Linked DNA regions of Homo sapiens: region 2 is linked to region 1. Evidence: read pairs that join two places in POLR2A ChIA-PET (ENCODE). Cell type or tissue: Panc1. All regions are shown on one strand. Links, peaks and the distances in the headings refer to the core of each region. The heading gives the core; the rest is flanking DNA.

Evidence for each region. Peaks named below come from ENCODE experiments on the same cell type or tissue, not always from the same donor. Only the 100,000 strongest peaks of a DNase experiment are listed, where the experiment ranks them.
Region 2: POLR2A ChIA-PET joins it to region 1 with 17 read pairs; 6 of 35 experiments call an interaction of 5 or more read pairs at or near these places.

The regions. Positions count from the first base shown.
Region 1 is chr5:73,317,740-73,326,079 of GRCh38, forward strand. No RefSeq gene overlaps it. Among named protein-coding and RNA genes, the nearest start is that of LINC02230, 16 kb to the right of the region's middle. RefSeq lists enhancers at 3,669-4,868, 4,149-4,756. In Panc1, for the core only: no CTCF peak of the experiment used is centred there; a DNase peak (open chromatin) is centred at 4,232.
Region 2 is chr5:73,370,985-73,379,324 of GRCh38, forward strand. No RefSeq gene overlaps it. Among named protein-coding and RNA genes, the nearest start is that of LINC02230, 37 kb to the left of the region's middle. RefSeq lists an enhancer at 1-343. In Panc1, for the core only: no CTCF peak of the experiment used is centred there; DNase peaks (open chromatin) are centred at 537 and 3,687; H3K4me3 peaks cover 561 bases; H3K27ac peaks cover 6,667 bases.

The sequences.
Region 1 (8,340 bases), core at 277-8,276:
CAATTGAGTTGTTCACTGCATGATGTAAAAGGTGCTGAGTTCTTGGCCCTGGATTCCTTAGCTGTGGCATAATCCACTGTGTGCATGGTTGCCCTCTGTGCCTATCATGTCTCCTGTGGAACTTGGGGATAGGGAATCACCTCTATTACTGATGTTCCTCCAGTTTGCTGTGTTGTGGATAATAAACTGACTTGAGTCTCACTATCTACTTTGGATACCTATGGAATCGTAGCAAGCCAACCTGCTGGCTTGCTGTACTAGTAGTACCCTATTGCTTCTGTAACAAATTACCACGAACTTAGTGGCTTAAACAACACAAATTTATTTTATAGTTCTGGAGGACAGAAGTCTGAAATGAATCTAAAATGCAGGTGTTTCAAAGAAATGGTAAGCGTTTATTACCAGGAGATGTGTTTATTGCTAGGAGACATGTTGATTACTCTGATTTGATCATTACACATGGTATATATACATGGATAGAAATATCCCTCTGTATTCAGTAAATATGCACAATTATTACATGTCAACTGAAAATAAAAGAAAAAGAAGAAAAATAAATAAATAAATAAAATCAAGGTTTTGGTTGGCAGGCCTATATTCTCCAGAGAAGAATCTGGAATTTTTCAGCTTCTAGAAGCTGTCAGCATTCCTTGGCTCATGGCCCTTTCCTCCATCTTCAAAGTGCATAACCACAACCTCTTCTTTCATCATCCCATCTCATCTTTCTTTGTTTAATCTTGCCTTCCTCTGCCTTGTGCTTACATTGAATTCACCTCATCATCTCAAGATCCTTAATCACAGCTACAAAGCCCCGTTTGAGTACATAATCACAAACTCTGGGATTAGGACAAGAACATCTTTCAGGGGTCATTATGCAGCCTGCCACACTTGCTTAGTCACATTCTTTGGGCTCTTGTCACTTCTTGCCATCCTCTATGATGTCACTTTTTGCCTGATACTCCAGAACCCAGTGCTAATAGCAGAACACCCTTTAGCTCATAGTAGGACAGAGCAGAGCAATCTGTCTCTTTTGATTTGACCTGATGGTCTGGTAAGAGGGTACAATTTGCTACTCCTAGGCCAAACTCAGAGGTCTAGCACCTCTAGAATGAAGCTCCATGAAGCCAGAGACTCTTGCCTGATTTATTTATCAGTAAGCTCCAATGCCTAAAACTGTGCCTTCTGGAACATAATAGGTGCTTAATAAATATTTGTTGAATGAACACATTTATTCAGCTTGCTTGTTGCTGGCTGCCCACTTCTACTCAGACATGAATTTTTTAAATTACTCGTGATAGGAAACCCTTTATCTACGTAATAGATTTACTTTCTCCATCTTGAGTCTCAAAATTAGATGCCTGATGGTGCCTTTATCAAAATAAGGAGTATGGGAGAAGGAGCGGTTTTCAGAGGGAAGATACTTTCTGTTCTGTACATACTAAGTTTGAAGTGCTGACGAGTCAACCAGGCTGCGATGTCATGCAGGAAGTTGGAAATGTGGTAGCGAAAAAATGGCAAGGTTGGAAATACAAATTTAGGATTCAACCACACGAAAAATATAGATGAAGTCACAAGATTGATTAAAATGTCAAGGGAGAGGATGTGGAGAGAAAAGAGAAGAGCTCATTTGGTTAATTCTGCAGCATCTAAAATTAGCATGGGTGCCAACAACATATTTTGGTAATAGTCATACATATTAATGATCATGCCCACTGACACATATATTTTTAGATTCAAAGGTTCTAGTAAGAACATATTTCTTACCTGTGACACCCTATTTCCTGTCCTCTCCTAGCCTCAAGCCCCTCTTCCAGGATTGAGGTTTCTTGTATTTACTCACCCACTTTTATTTAAAAAAAAAAGCAAACCTCTCCTAAGGTTTCTGTCCCACCTGTGGGGCCCCTGAGCCATGGTCCAGCAGTTTTCTTCTCCCTGTACACCCTCCACATTTGCCACCAGACCTTTCATACCACAGAGCTTGAAGCACCTGAACATGGGATTGATGGGCTCAGGCAGCTTCTGCATGGTAGTGCCTGCTTGAATTTATTGCCACCACCACCAGTCCCAACCAGACACCAGGATCTGAACTGCGTTGGACACCCAGTCCAGATTTCTATCTGAAAATCTTTTGCTATGGTCTTTTAATTGCAGGTTTTATGGAGACAAAAAGAAATGGCTGACTTTAGCCTCATGATGAGAATGGTGTTATGTATGGTTAACTTGAGCATATTGTAAGCAGTGATAGAGTTTCTGCTATCTGCTCATAATTCCCTCTTCTCCTCAAAAAAAAAGTAGTGAAAACTCATAGCCAGTGTGGGAGCCAGCTTTCAAGATGGCCTCTGGTGGTGTTCACCTGCTGGTCTTCACAACTGTTGTATGCTTCCCTTCCATGTTATAATAGATTGATTCTGTACGGCCAATAGAATATGGCAGAAGTGTTGGTATGTCACTTTCAAGATTTAATTATAAAAGGTACAGATATATTAACCTATTAACCTATAAGTAGAGCAATCTATCTCTCTAATCACTCATTCTGGGAGAAGCCATCAGCCATATTGTGAGCTGCTCTGTGGAGAGGCCCAGATGGTAAGGAACTGAGGCCTCCTGCCAACAGCCATGTGAGTTCGTCATCTAAGAAGTGGCTCCTCCAAGCCTCAGCCAAGCCTTCAGATGACTGCAGCCCCAGCCAATATCTTCACTGAAACCTTCCAAGAGACCCCAAGACAGAAGCACTAGCTAAACTGCTCCTGAATTTCTGACCTACAGAAACTGTGAGATAATAAATGTTTGTTATTTGAAACCATTCAGTTTTAATGGTAGTTTGTTATGCAGCAAGATAACCAATATAACCAGGAATGGGGATCACCCCACACTTATTCCTCCTCTGGATGTCCTAGCTCAGCTAAGCTTCTTCTTGGCCCTTTACCACTCTTGTCATCAGATGGTCTGCCCTGAGATGAGAACATCTTTGCACATGAACTTGCATAATCAGCCTTAACCTCAGTTCATAGGCTAAATTAAAAATTGTTAATAAAGATGTGGAAAAATAATTATTTTAACTGGTATCTAAAGAAAAGCAAATTAATACAAATATAAAATTCTATTTTTTATTTATCAAAATAGTAAGGTTTTAGAAAACATTGATACTTAATGGTGAAAAGGTGGTTCAATCCTTCTGAAATGTATTAAGAACATTCAAAAATTTTGATCTTTGATGCAGAGTTGATTATACTTCTAGGAATAGATCTGATGAAAGTAATGAGAAATGCAGATAGAAATTTATAGCTAAAGATATTCACTACAGCATTTACAGTAGCCAAACATTAGACACAACCTTTGGTCCAACAATAAGGGATTTGTTTTTAAAAAAAGTTATGGGCCGAGCACGGTGGCTCATGCCTGTAATCCCAGCACTTTGGGAGGCCAAGGCAGTTGGATCATGAGGTCAAGGGATCGAAACCATCATGGCCAACATGGTGAAATCCCGTCTGTTCCAAAAATACAAAAATTAGCCAGGCGTGGTGGTGCATGCCTGTAGTCCCAGCTACTCAGGAGGCTGAGGCAGAAGAATCACTTCAACCGTGAGGTGGAGGTTGCAGTGAGCTGAGATCACGCCACTGCACTCCAGCCTGGTGACAGAGTAAGACGCTGTCTAAAAAAAAAAAAAAAAAAAAAAAAGGTACATTTATTTTATTTGAAATTATGTAGCTACTGAAAACTAAGGTTATAAAGTTTTTTACTATGTGGAAAATGTTTCAGTAAAAATATAGGACACAATTATAAACGCAATATAGCCTTAGTTCTAGAAATGTAAATATGCATGAATCGAAAACTGGGGAAAAATGTGCTAAAATATTAGCATCAATTATTGTTTGAATAATCCTCCCCAGCAACGATTTGGAACAATTATTTTCTTCTCCATAGTCCTCAGAATTTTTAGAATTTTCACATTGGAGAGGTATTACTTTTAAATCAGAAAATAAAATGTTTAAAAATTGCATAGATGTAGGCAGTATAGCTTCTTAAAGTATCCAGTATTTGCCTTTGCCTTTTATCCATGAACCACAATGTTTTGGGTGATTCATGAATGATTCACATCAAAAGCCCTGGCCTATCTAAAATTTCATATTTCTTCTTGCTCTTTCAGGTAGGAGATTAATGAACATTCCAGAATGAGACTATGGCGTGGGAAGGAAGTGTGTAATGAACCCAGGAGGATGCCTAGGAGATGTGTCCATTGTAGCATTCTAGGTGTGACCACAAAGTGCCCAGCATGTGGCATTCTGAAGAAGGCCCTATGAGCTCAGCATTCTATTTCCTTTACTCAGAATGGAAGCAGGAAGATAGAATTCAATTGCAAAATGTTGGTCACTGACTCTGAAAAGGATTCAAATTACTGACAGCTTAAAGTAATCAATGCTATGAAAGCCATAATTATCCCAATACTGCAAAGATTTGGAGGTTTAACAACAACAACAACAACAAAAACCAGTTCTCCCAATCTGTGTCTTTCTGTCTGCATCTCTGTGGTTACATAACTAGAAAAGGGCCGGTTCAGGAATGAATCCCAGATGGCTCCGCTCAGTGTTTGCTTTGAAGTCGGTTCAATTCGATTTATCTGGTCTGTGGTTTGAGGATAGGGTGGAAGGATCCAACTACACAACAGTGCCCAGACCCCAGAGTAGGGACAGAACATCTGCTTCCTGGGCACAAGTGCATGAGGAAAGGATTTACCCTTCAAGGGTGTTGATTCTGATCCTGGCTACATGGGGGAGAGGGGTGTGGGGTGTTGCTTCCTGGCCTGCTCAGCCTGGGGTCTCGGGGGCTGCTTCTCACCCTGCTGTGTGAAAGCCATGGCTGTAAGTCCCAGCCAAGCTTGGCCCCACGGGTCTCCTACACCCAGGAAGGTGTCAGACCATCTCAGCTGGGTAAGGTCAAGTGGGGCCCCGGGGTTCCGCCCTTCATTGTGGGTCTTGGTATTTATAGCTTCTCGCTCTGTTCATTTTCTCTCAGGTGGTTAATTATATCATTTCTCTCTCCAGTTTTCTGAAAGGAATAATTGACTCAAGAGGCTGGCCTGTCAAATATTTGTGTAGGGCAGTGTGCAGTGACTGAGGAAGGCATGGAAAGTGAGACAGTGCCATTGAGAATGGCGGGACCACAGAAGGCCAGTGCCAGGAAGGCACTAATGTCATCTAGTTCCCAGGCTGCAGACCCAGATGGCTACAGGGACAGAGCAGGTTCCCTAAAGGCGGGAACTGGGCTGGTATTGAGCAGAGGGACTGTAGGTCGGAGAGTGCGCACCCTTCCTAAAGATATGCAAATAAAAATGTTAATAATAATTTGTAGCCCAAAGAAAACACAATTGCAGGTTGGATTTGGCCCAAGGGTCAGCATTTGGACATTCTTGGGTGGTCCTGCACCTTCAATGTACAGACAATAAACAGGTCCAGGGACCTATCCAGTTGATGACTAGCCGAGCCTAGAACACTAGTCTTCCAGCTCCCTGGCCAGGGGACCTTCTGGTCTAGATCTCTGCTGACAAACTGACGCTGTGACAGCCCCTCCACCCTGCACCCCATAATGACAGTTTGACAGAAAAAGAAAAAGCACTCTGTCAACCCCTACTTATTTCAGGAAATGGCCAGCTACAGAAAAATGTCCACCCCTAACATGAAATGTCCCATACTGCTCGCTTGCCCACTTGCCAAAGGTCTGCCCAGCATCCTCGAAGACCGATCAGAAAGTCTCCCTGCTTCCAAAATTCCCACCCTAATAGAATGATTGCTGATCAGAGACCGTCTCTATATTTCTCTTTCTACTCCATGAAACACGTTGTCCTTTCTAACACTTTTCAACCCCTGCTGAAACCAAAGGGACCTGCAGATGCTTCCCTTGCCACAAGCTTATCAAGAGACACTGCACTCCCATATTTATTGCACAATAGCCAAGATTTGGAAGCAACCTAAGTGTCCACAACAGACGAATGATAAAGAAAATGTGGTACATACACACAATTCAGCCATAAAAAGAATAAGATCTTGTCATCTGCAACATGGAAGAAACTGGAGGACATTATGTTTGTTAAGTGAAATAAGCCAGGCATGGAAAGACAAACTTTGCATTTTCTCACTCATTTGTGGGAGCTAAACATTAAAACAATTGAACTCATGGAGATAGAGAGTGGAATGATGGTTACCAGAGGCTGGGAAGGGTAGTGGGGTGGGGGTAGGGAGGTGTGGAAGGGGCAGATGGTTAATGGGTACAAAAATACAGTGGCATAGAATGAATAAGATTTAGCATTTGATAGCATAACAGGGTGATTACAGTCAACAAAAACTTATTGTACATTTTTAAATAAGTAAAAGAGTGTAATTGGAATGTATGTAACACAAAGAAATAATAAATGCTTGATGTGATGGATACCCCATTTACCCTGATGTGATTATTACACATTGCAAGCCTGTATCAAAATATCTCATGCACCCCATAAATATATACACCTACTGTGTACCCACAAAAATTAAAAATTAAAAAAGAGAAACAGCCGTGTTCATTTTGTCCTGGACATAGGTTTGGACACTGGCATGTGTCAGAAGACTGCAGCTCTCAGGGATTTTGCCCCGTATCTGCCCGTTCCTGGCAGAGTAGATACTCTGTCCCCAGTCACCTGCAAACTGTAACTATCACTCTAAAGCAGCCTGCATTCCTAGGATGCCCCCTGGGAATTTCTGCTCCCCCTGCCCTGGAGCTGCAGGAGAGGTGCATGAGCCCACAAGGATGGGCAACCCATCAGTCCACCTCTGGGCTGTGCACAGTAATTTCGGTGCAGGGTGTTCTCCAGAGTCCAACCATCCTTTGTCCTTGGCGTCCCCCAGTCCCAGCCCCACCTCCTGGCCTCCCAGTCCTAACTTGGGAATTCTGTTCCAGCAGTACCCGTAACCTCTGCACTGCTGTTTTTCTCAACAGTTTTTTCTGTCCTGAAGGAGACCTCATCCAGTCAACATCTACTCACTCAACATTTTCTATGTGGCTCAAGTTCCAAAAGAAGCCTCAGTGAGCAAAAGCCCTTCCTCTCCCTCCCCTGTGAGAGTCTGCCTAATGCCATGATTACAATAGCTAGTATTTGTTGAACACTTACTATTTCCCAGGCACAGAGCTCCCTCTCCTTCACCTTACATTCTTCCTCTCTTTAATCCTCAGGAAAATGCTATGAAGTAGGCATTCTTATCCCCTTTTGTGCCAGTGACAAAATTCAGAGAGATTAAGCAAGTTGCCCAGGGTCACACAGGAGCAGAATTTAGATTTGCACCCAGGTTTAAGCTGGACTCAATCCCCTCCCTCTGTGGCATATTTGCTTTCACTGGGAGCCCCCATTTCTCCCCCACCCCCATTCTGCAGCACTGACTCTGCCCCATGTCACTGTTCCTTGCTAAACTCACTGGTGTGAGTTTCTGGAGGATGAATAGAGAGCAGCACCAGCTGAAGTTCTTCTCAGGTCCTAAGCCATCTAACTTTTACAACCACCACCCACATGATGTCAATTGTATTAACATGCTCCAGCATCTGATTTTAACTATAAATGTTGAAAACATTTTGAAAAGCGTTTTATAACTTTGTTTTTGAAATTATTTTTTATTTCATTTTGACCATTTTGTTTTCTTATTTTGAAATCCATTTAATTTGTCATTCTGAAACATTTTGTAGGCCCTTGAAAAGCCATAGACACTGGGCTTATAGTGCTTAAGTGATGGAAAAACAAAACAAATTGTGGCGATGGGGAAGAGTTATCTGCATGTTGTCCACACCTCATCAATATGCAAACCTTTGATTCAATTTCCGTAAGTATCATTTTTGCCTCCTGCAGAAGATAGCACTATATCCTTCATGTGAGTACTTTCTAGGAGTTTCTGATCCCAAGTCTGATGTTTTGGTGCTAACATTTCCAGCTTGTTGGTGCCGTGAGATGCTAATGATTAAAAACAGAAGGGTGGCTTATGCTGTGCGTCACAAATTCTCAATTACTGAAGCCAGTGGGAACCCTCCTCCCAAGTGAGGGTCAAGGATGGGCAATGATGCACTTGGGAAGCATTAATGGTACCTTATCTCTGGGATGGTTGGTTTGCTAGGGCTGCCATGACAAAATACCATACACTGGGTGGCTTAAACAACAGACATTTATTTTCTCACATTTCAGGAGGCTGAAAGTCCAAGATCAAAGTGTTGGCAGGGTTGGTTTCCTCAGAGGGCTGTGAGAAAAACCTGTTCCAGGCCTCTCTTCTTGGTTTCCAGATGGCCACCCTCTTGCTGCCTCTCCACAGGGTCGTCATCCTTCTGTGC
Region 2 (8,340 bases), core at 122-8,121, 53 kb after region 1:
GAAGTGAGCAACCTTATTTAAGGAAACGAAAAACTTCTCCCAGTGCCGGAGGGTGGACTGGGAAGCAGGTCTAGACATTCATTCTTTGCCTGACCTCTCAAAACCATGTTTGCTTGCTTCAGCCCTCATCTTCCCCTTGGAAGATAGGCGAGCCGAGGCAGCATCCACAGCAGGCTTTCAGCGCTTAAAATGTTAACTCACGTTTTTTCCAAAGTGTGTTTCTGGTTAGTTTAAAGAAGGATAAACAAAATTTAATAGCTGGCAATGAATCACATTTTTTTTCTCCCTAAACGCTATTTGGATCCACTCAAACGGCTGTCATTCTACTTTTGTACAAATAAATAAACCTACTTTTCTTTTGTGCATTTTTCTCTGTCCTGCATTTCCTAAAATACAATTTGTTTGACGGATGAGTCAAGCAGTTCTGAGGTTTGCTTTTGGCTCTGTAGGCAACTAGGTTGTTTTCTCATCATAATTCAATGGGACAAGGTTATCACCCTTACAAACACTAACACCTCATTTAGAACCAGAAGCACCCCCCCAAGAAGGAAGCAATTGTTAATGTTCTCGATATAAGTTTCAGTTGCTACATGTGAAGTTTCCTCATATACACATCTCTGCCCTGCCCTTTCCCTTTGGTTATGCTGGGTATATGCTGTGCACACAGACATTCTGAAGTGAAATTATAGGAAGATGGAAAGTAAACTTCAAAGAATGTACAGAGGAAGGCCCATCATCCACATAGACTTGGGCACTACAAGCAATAACCTAACAAGCAGAGACAAACCTCACTAGCATCTGAAAGCAACATTAACCTAGAAAGTATTTTTTTTTCTGAAATGCAAAACACATCACCATAGATTTTCTAAAAGACAAAGACCCGTAAAATAGCTGAACTGAAATTAAACATATGCATTTTTTTTTTTTGAGACTGAGTCTTGCTCTGTCACCCAGGTTGGGGTACAGTGGCCCAATCTCGGCTCACTGCAACCTCCACCTCCCAGGTTCACGCCATTCTCCTGCCTCAGCCTCCCAAGTAGCTGGGACTACAAAACGTATGCATTTTTTAAGGTAATCGTACTGGAGTAAAACTAAAATATTCTCCAAATAGACATTTCATTTTGTTTCAACTCCCTGGTTAAACAGAGAAGTATCTTTTAAGTAATTGCCCATTGTACTTATAGGTGAGGGAGGTCTGTAAAAATGTAAGTTGAAGGTCTTGTTAAAGTTCTCCTCACTAATGCAGAGACTCTCTGAGCCTGTTCCAAATCCTTTGTTAGTGCTTCTCATATTCAGAAGTGTTGCCTAGGAAAAAGGCAGGAGGGTCCAAGAAGGGAGAGAACCCAGAACCCAGAAGTGGGCTCATGTTTCTGCTTGTCCTCAGCTGGGTGGTTGGGGAAAGAAGAGGGAGAAGCAGGTTTCCACCTGAGAGTTATCTTCCGTCCCTCCTCTCCCCATCTCAACCAGCCAAGCTCAAGCTCAACCACAAAGCCTTGAAGCAACATGGCACAGTCTGGAGATTCTCCCCACCACAGTATTTTAGATTTTTTTTCTATCATAGTACTATTTAAATCTGCCTTTCAGTACTTATCATATCATATTGCGATAATCTGTTTACAAGCCTATAATTATCCTGAGGATAGGCACCTTACCATCTTTGGAGCTCCCAGTATCCAACTCAGAGCATATTAGATAACCAATAAATGAATAAATGAGTAAAAAAATATGAAAAAGCATTGATTAATAATCAGTTTCCTTTCCTAATGTTCATTTATCCATCATACATAATAAAATATATAATTTATAAAGTAATGTTGAGCATGATTAAGTTTTATGAAATTTTGAAAATAGCCTTAGGGGAATTAATCATTATGTCCACAGGGTCCTGGGGTCCAGGAAACCCAGACTGGGAAGTATTGGCCTAGACCAATGGTTCTCAAACTTGAGTATGCATTAGATTATCTGGAGGGCTTATTAGAACACATCAGTGGGCCCCTTCCCTAGAGGTACTGATCCATAGGCCTGGGGTGATGCTGATGCTTCTTGTCTGGGGCCCACGCTTTGAGAAAGATTGATCTAAGAGGATAAGCAGGGGCAATGGATGATGAGTCTGTGGTTTTTCTTCTGGCTCTGCCATCAACTAAGTGGTATGACCTTCAATACACTATCCATTTCATAGCACCCTATGGAGATGGGGAATGACAATGGCTCCTTACATCCACAAAGTACTTTAAGCCACACACTCTGGATCACTTACATGAACACAATTTTCTCAACTTTCTTCATGGGTATATAGGATAAATGTAAGAAAAGAAATATGATGATGCTTTGGAAAATCAGAAGTACCATAGAAACATGCTGTTTTATCATCATATTCTTTTTGGTCTTCTCTTCTTTGCCCTTCTCAATCCAAAATGGCAGATCCTAACGTTGTGTTGGGCTTAACCCACTGGTGTCTTCCTGAGTTGGACTTCTATTTTATTTTATTTTTTGAGATGGAGTCTTACTCTGTAGTCCAGGCTGGAGTGCAGTGGTGCAGTCTCCGCCCACTGCAAACTCCACCTCCCAGGTTCAAATGATTTTCCTGCCTCAGACTCCCCAGTACCTGGGACTACATACAGGCGCCCACCACCACACCCAGCTAATTTTTGTATTTTTAGTACAGACAGGGTTTCATCATGTTTCCCAGGCTGGTCTCAAACTCCTGTCCTCAGCTGATCAGTCCACCTTGGCCTCCCAAAGTGCTGGGATTAGAGGCGTGAGCCACCAAGCCCAGCTTGGGTTGGACTTCTGAGTGTAGAACTACTGATGTTAATTTAAGGAAACAACACTCTGGTTAGAAAACATGAAAAATGGCTGAAAAGTCTTATGTTGGGGGGTTTGCATCGTGGAGGATTTTCTGGGCATTCTACTAAGCTGAAGCAGAAGGACTGGCATCTGTTCAGTATCTGTGCTTGTGTCTCTACCCACTGATACCACAACCACCAGGCTTGTTTCCTGGGGATCTGTGCACTCAGATGGCCTGGCTGCTGGCAGCACCAACTCCAACATTAATCAACTTGACATCTGGAAGCAACCTGAGGCCCTCCTCAATCTGATTGCCACAAATGCCTTTACTTTCAGCTGTCAGCAAAGAGCTTATTCGGTTTAGGGTGCCAGGTCTACATCACACCATCCTCATGGAGGGCTGTACGATGTATTAACAAACAACCTGAATAAACTGGGAGTGTGGGCAAGACAAAAATTTCCCTCAGTAATCTGTCAACTCAAACCTACACCCAAAAGGCATTTTGTCTGAAGCAGCAAAATTACTGTGGTTGGGCAGATCTGGCTAGATTGTGTTCTACATATCCTTGGAGTGCATATTTTGCCCATTTTTGCAAATTACAATCCTCCTTGAGCTAACTATATAGCATAGCAGCAGCTACTTTTGAAACCCTTCAGTACCCTTTGGTCTGCTGTGGCCAAGACTTCATTCTTTAGCAGTGCTCAGAAAGATGTGGAAACCTTTCCTGAGGTGAGTTCCAAAGAAGCCCAGGCACTGCTTAGTGGATGGCAATCTACTCATTGCCATTGTTGTGACAGCAGGATGGGACTGTTGTGGTGGACACCATGTCAGTTATATTCCTTTTTATTTGAGCATTCCATGTATCCTAATATGGAAAGTAAGGCCCAGGACATTATCCAGAAGAGTTGCCTGTCAGAAATTGCTCTGTGATGTGTCAGGATGAAGCAGGCAATAAGGAATGAAACGTCATCTCATCAAGGAAAAAAAAAATCTGTAGATAACATTGTAAATCAGCCAGGAGACAAATGTCTGCCTGGGTTGTCACCCACCAGCTCACCGCATTGATTTCTCAAAGCCTAAAATCATACAGAATCCAAACCAGAACGGAAGAGCCTCCTGGCCTCCCATGTTCACTGATTTAATTTTCCCCTCTGAACACATACAGCCCCTTAATTAGAACATTTACCAACCATAAATACAATTTAAACTCCATACATATGTGCCTACACTTGTGGAGAAGCTTGAGCTGAGGTACGGTTTCAATAAAAACAGTCCTGCACTGATTAGAACGTGTAAAGAGGAAATCTGTTTATACCACAGTCTACTCAAAACTTGCGTTGGCAGCAACACTCCAGGCTAATAAATGTCAATAGCAAAACTACGTGGAGAGGATAAATTAAACTACCACAATCTGGAGATTGAGAACTCAATCTAAAATGCTATACCCAACTCATTCTGCTACGTCCAGTCATAAAGGAATATCACAAACTCTTGTCTAAATCTCAGACTCACGAAGGAGACCTGTTCAATGATACTACTCCTCTTGGTGAATTCAAGTTCACTCCCAAAAGGAAAGGAGTTTTTTTAAGGAAACTGCAGAGTCCTGCAATGTTTTTGGAAGGCATTAGTATTCACTCTCCATCTCTTAAAATAACAGTGGTATCATTCCAGATTTATAGAAGCATGAAGAATGAGATTATTGAATTAATTAAAAACCAACAGAGCATTTAAATTTGTTTGATGCTCCATTTCTCATTTTCTACTGATTTTATAGACACCAGAAATCAAGCACTGTCCATCTACCCACCTACACATCTAGGCCAGTAGCAGTCCTATCCTGATCCGTGCATGCCCTCCCGGGTCGAGAGGACCCGGCATCCCCAGCCACACTCAAGAACAAGCAGGAAGAGGAAGGGTACAAGTAGAAAAGCTGAAGGTGGTGGAAAATCTTGAGTGAAAAAAGAAAACTACATCCAAAGGCAGAGTGAGGTGTGGTGTGGAATAGCCTCCTGAGAGGCGAAATGGGCCTCACATGAGTCTCTTCCATAGGGGCTCATTAAAGAGGGATCTTAAGGTTGATGCAGGCATAACCAGTGGTACCAGAGAGAGTTACAGAAAGATCTTCAGGTGATGTGTGCGCATTTTCTTCAGGGTATCTGTGGGATAATTTACATTTATTGAACTGAAGGGAAAGGGAAGGAGCAGCTTGCTTGCAATAACAATAATAAAAACAACAATGGTAACAGCAGATCTGTGTTACATGCCACTGTTCCAAACCATTCACATTTGTTAACTCATTTAATCATAACAACCACCACCCTAGGAAGTAGGTATTATTATTATCCCCATTTCACAGATGAAGAAACTGAGGCACAGAAGTGTGGGAACTTCTCAATGTCATACTTCCAACGTCATACTGTTGGTAAGTGACAAAGGCAAAGTCAGGCAGCTCACTTGGAGCCGGGCAGCTTCACATGGTTCTCTGCTGCCTTTCTGAATGACCCAGCACATCCAGCCCTGCTCTAAGTGTTCTGCATAGATTGTAGCTCCTTGCTACAATGCTATGTGACAGGTACTATTATGCTCCCTGTCCTGCAGGTGTGGGCCCTGAGCACTGAGAGGTAAGTAAGCATTGATGGTAAGAAGAGCCCAGGCAGGCAGGCCTCAGAGCCCCAGCTGATGACCATCACTCCATACTGCCTCTTGACATGTCTGGGAGAAGCCAACTGTACATACCCATGTCCCCGCTACCCTTTCTGTCTGCCCGTTACACTTTCTCTAATTTCAGGCTCTGCCAGAACCCCTGTTGCACTCCCAAGTGACAAGTTTTTATTTGCATATCCTCTGTACTATCAGATGGGATGCAACATGCCCCAACCCCCTCCCCGCCACCGACACCTTGAACCAGGCTACCCTTCCCTTAACAGGGTCACTCAGGTGTTCACTTGGATCCTTCACAGTTAGTGAAGGCTCTGTGCACCCCAGAAGACACAAGGAGAGAGCCCAGGCAATTCTTTCTGATGACTCAGACTCAAGAAAAACTCCAGATAGCAGTACAGTCATTTATAGACCACTTCCAAGATATGAAATCAGTGCTTTTACATGTGTCATTTTATTTAATTCTCATAGTAACTCAGTGAGCATAGGTGGGACTCAAAATCCATGTCTATTTAGTGATGTTGCAATGCAAAACACCAATCTTTCCTACAGCCCTTTACAAATAACAGCAAAAAAAAAAAAAAAAAAAAATCTCACCCTCAGTTTATGGAACAAGAGGGGTTATTAGCTCAAATGGACTTATTATGTCAATTCACCCCAGAGGCCCCAGGGTTTCAACTCTAGGTAGAACAGGTTCCACATGGCTTTATTCCTTCAACGTCTCTTTCCAAATGAGAGCAGTCTCCATACTCCACCCTCTAGTGCATGTCTGGGGAGCTGAAAGCAGAGGGTCTCCATAAGGACCCCTCCTCTGTAAAATATCATTCCTTTTGTTCTCCTGAGAGCCCTGCCTGGTTAGCTGATCTTTCAGACATAATGAAAGATAGCTCTTTTTGGTTTATTTTCCCCAGATAGTTGCGGGAATGTTTTTCTGGGCTGGTGTTCAGTGGGTTTGTGTTTTTTGTTGATGTAATGGTGTTTTGCTATAGTGGTATTAGCATATTTTAAAAAGTTTTCTAAGCCATTGCCTATGCACCCAGGGGTGACTATTAAAATGATGGGGACATTTTCATAAATCCCAAACATAGATAAATATATAAAAGCAGTTAGTAAAGTGGGAAAAACTAACACAGCTAAAGAAACAAATTAGAAGGGTTTTTTAGAATCTAAAATGAGTTTCATGCCTAAAAAGAATTCCATAGAATAAAAATTTTATACATTTTAAAGGAAAAAACAATTCTATACGAATAATATGATAAATAAGAAATTCTGACTCTGATTTTATATTTCATCTAGATACTCAGGAGAAAGAAATATAGAGAGGAAAAAATTAAGCACATACAAATTGAAAATAACTATAATGTTATATCATATTTATGTATAAGAATTATTTTGTTGGAATCAAAACATGCATAACAATTTATTTTTAACTTGCCTTTAAAAAATACAGTGGCTCCTTTTGCTTTTTCTAATTTAATATCCCTGATCTTTACCATATCTGAAGCCCTCCCCAACGTAAGAGGTCAAGGCTAGAACTTGCTAATAACCATCAGAAGCTGGAAATTCTGGATCAAACATTTTCTCAAACAGAAAGAAGTATTTGCTTCCAAACTCCAACCAGGTAACAATGGTCTAAAAAATGACTAGAAATGCAGCCGGTGTTTCACTGTGGTTATTCTTTCTAATCACATACAACATTTCAAGTACTTTCCTTAAATCACTCCCAGGCAGTGAAGTCCTTTATATTCATCCTGTGATGGCGGCAGCCTTGTTGGGCAGTGTTTGTCCTAAAACAGCTGTTGAGATCCTAGCAGGGGATCCCAGCAGGGGAAAAAAGTCACATGATTCTTTAGCTCATAAACCAGCTAGTTTATTTTCTCGAGGATACATTAGGTAATCATGCTGATGCAAATAGCAAAGCTAGTAGCCCGGGGTTAGTAGCCAGAAATGGAGCTCTCTCACCTCACCTCTCTCATCTCACCTCATCTCTACTGCTGGTAGAGAATGATCCAGACGATATATTCAGCACACACACAGACCATGGGTTCCAGCTCTGCCCCTCAGTTATTTTCTGCTATCTACCAACAGAGCAGAGAGGGCGGGAAGAAAGCACAAAACTGAGCCTGGCCCCATCTGGCTGCTGGCTTCCCAGCTCCTCATCTGGTTTTCTCTCCCACGTGGCCTGAAGACCACTTGCTTGGGTGACCCAGAAAATATTCCTGTGACCTGTGCCTTTCCCCATGCTCTAACCATACCGCCAACAAGCCAGCGGCCTCCTCACTGCATCCTCTCAGCAATACTATATGGGCCCTTCCTACTATTCTAAGTCTTCTCAGTCTTTTCTCCCCAAGTGAATTAGAGGCTCCTAAAGAGCAGGAAATCCATATGCCTTTCATTATTGCTAGTACAGTACCAAGCAAACAGCAGTCTCTCAAAAGCAAATTGTATGAGGAGTCTCATTGGTGTGAGTTGTGATCAGTTGTACAAGATGGGTAAAAGGACAAAAGAAAACAAACAGCAGCAATGACAATTGGCAAGGCAAAGTCAGCCCCTGCTAAGAAACCCTGTTTGACTAAAACCTTGTTTTTATGATTGGCCCAGATATGGAGGCCTCGTACTCTGAAATAATCCTGTTGTCTTTCCTCAAGCTTTGGGTCTATGCTGACAATGAATAAAAGAGGAGAATCTTAACCTTAAAATCATTACTTTCTGGGGCAAACCTTCTAGCTCATCCCCACTAATGGATTGAAATGAGTGTCTGGAGCCAGGGACCTTTCAAATCCTCTGGGGATTTGGTTTCAGGAGGCAACACTGAAAATGCCACAAATTAAAATGCTCAGAGACCTGAGAAACGAGACTGCCTCTTACATATCAGGTCTATATCCAAGTAGTTA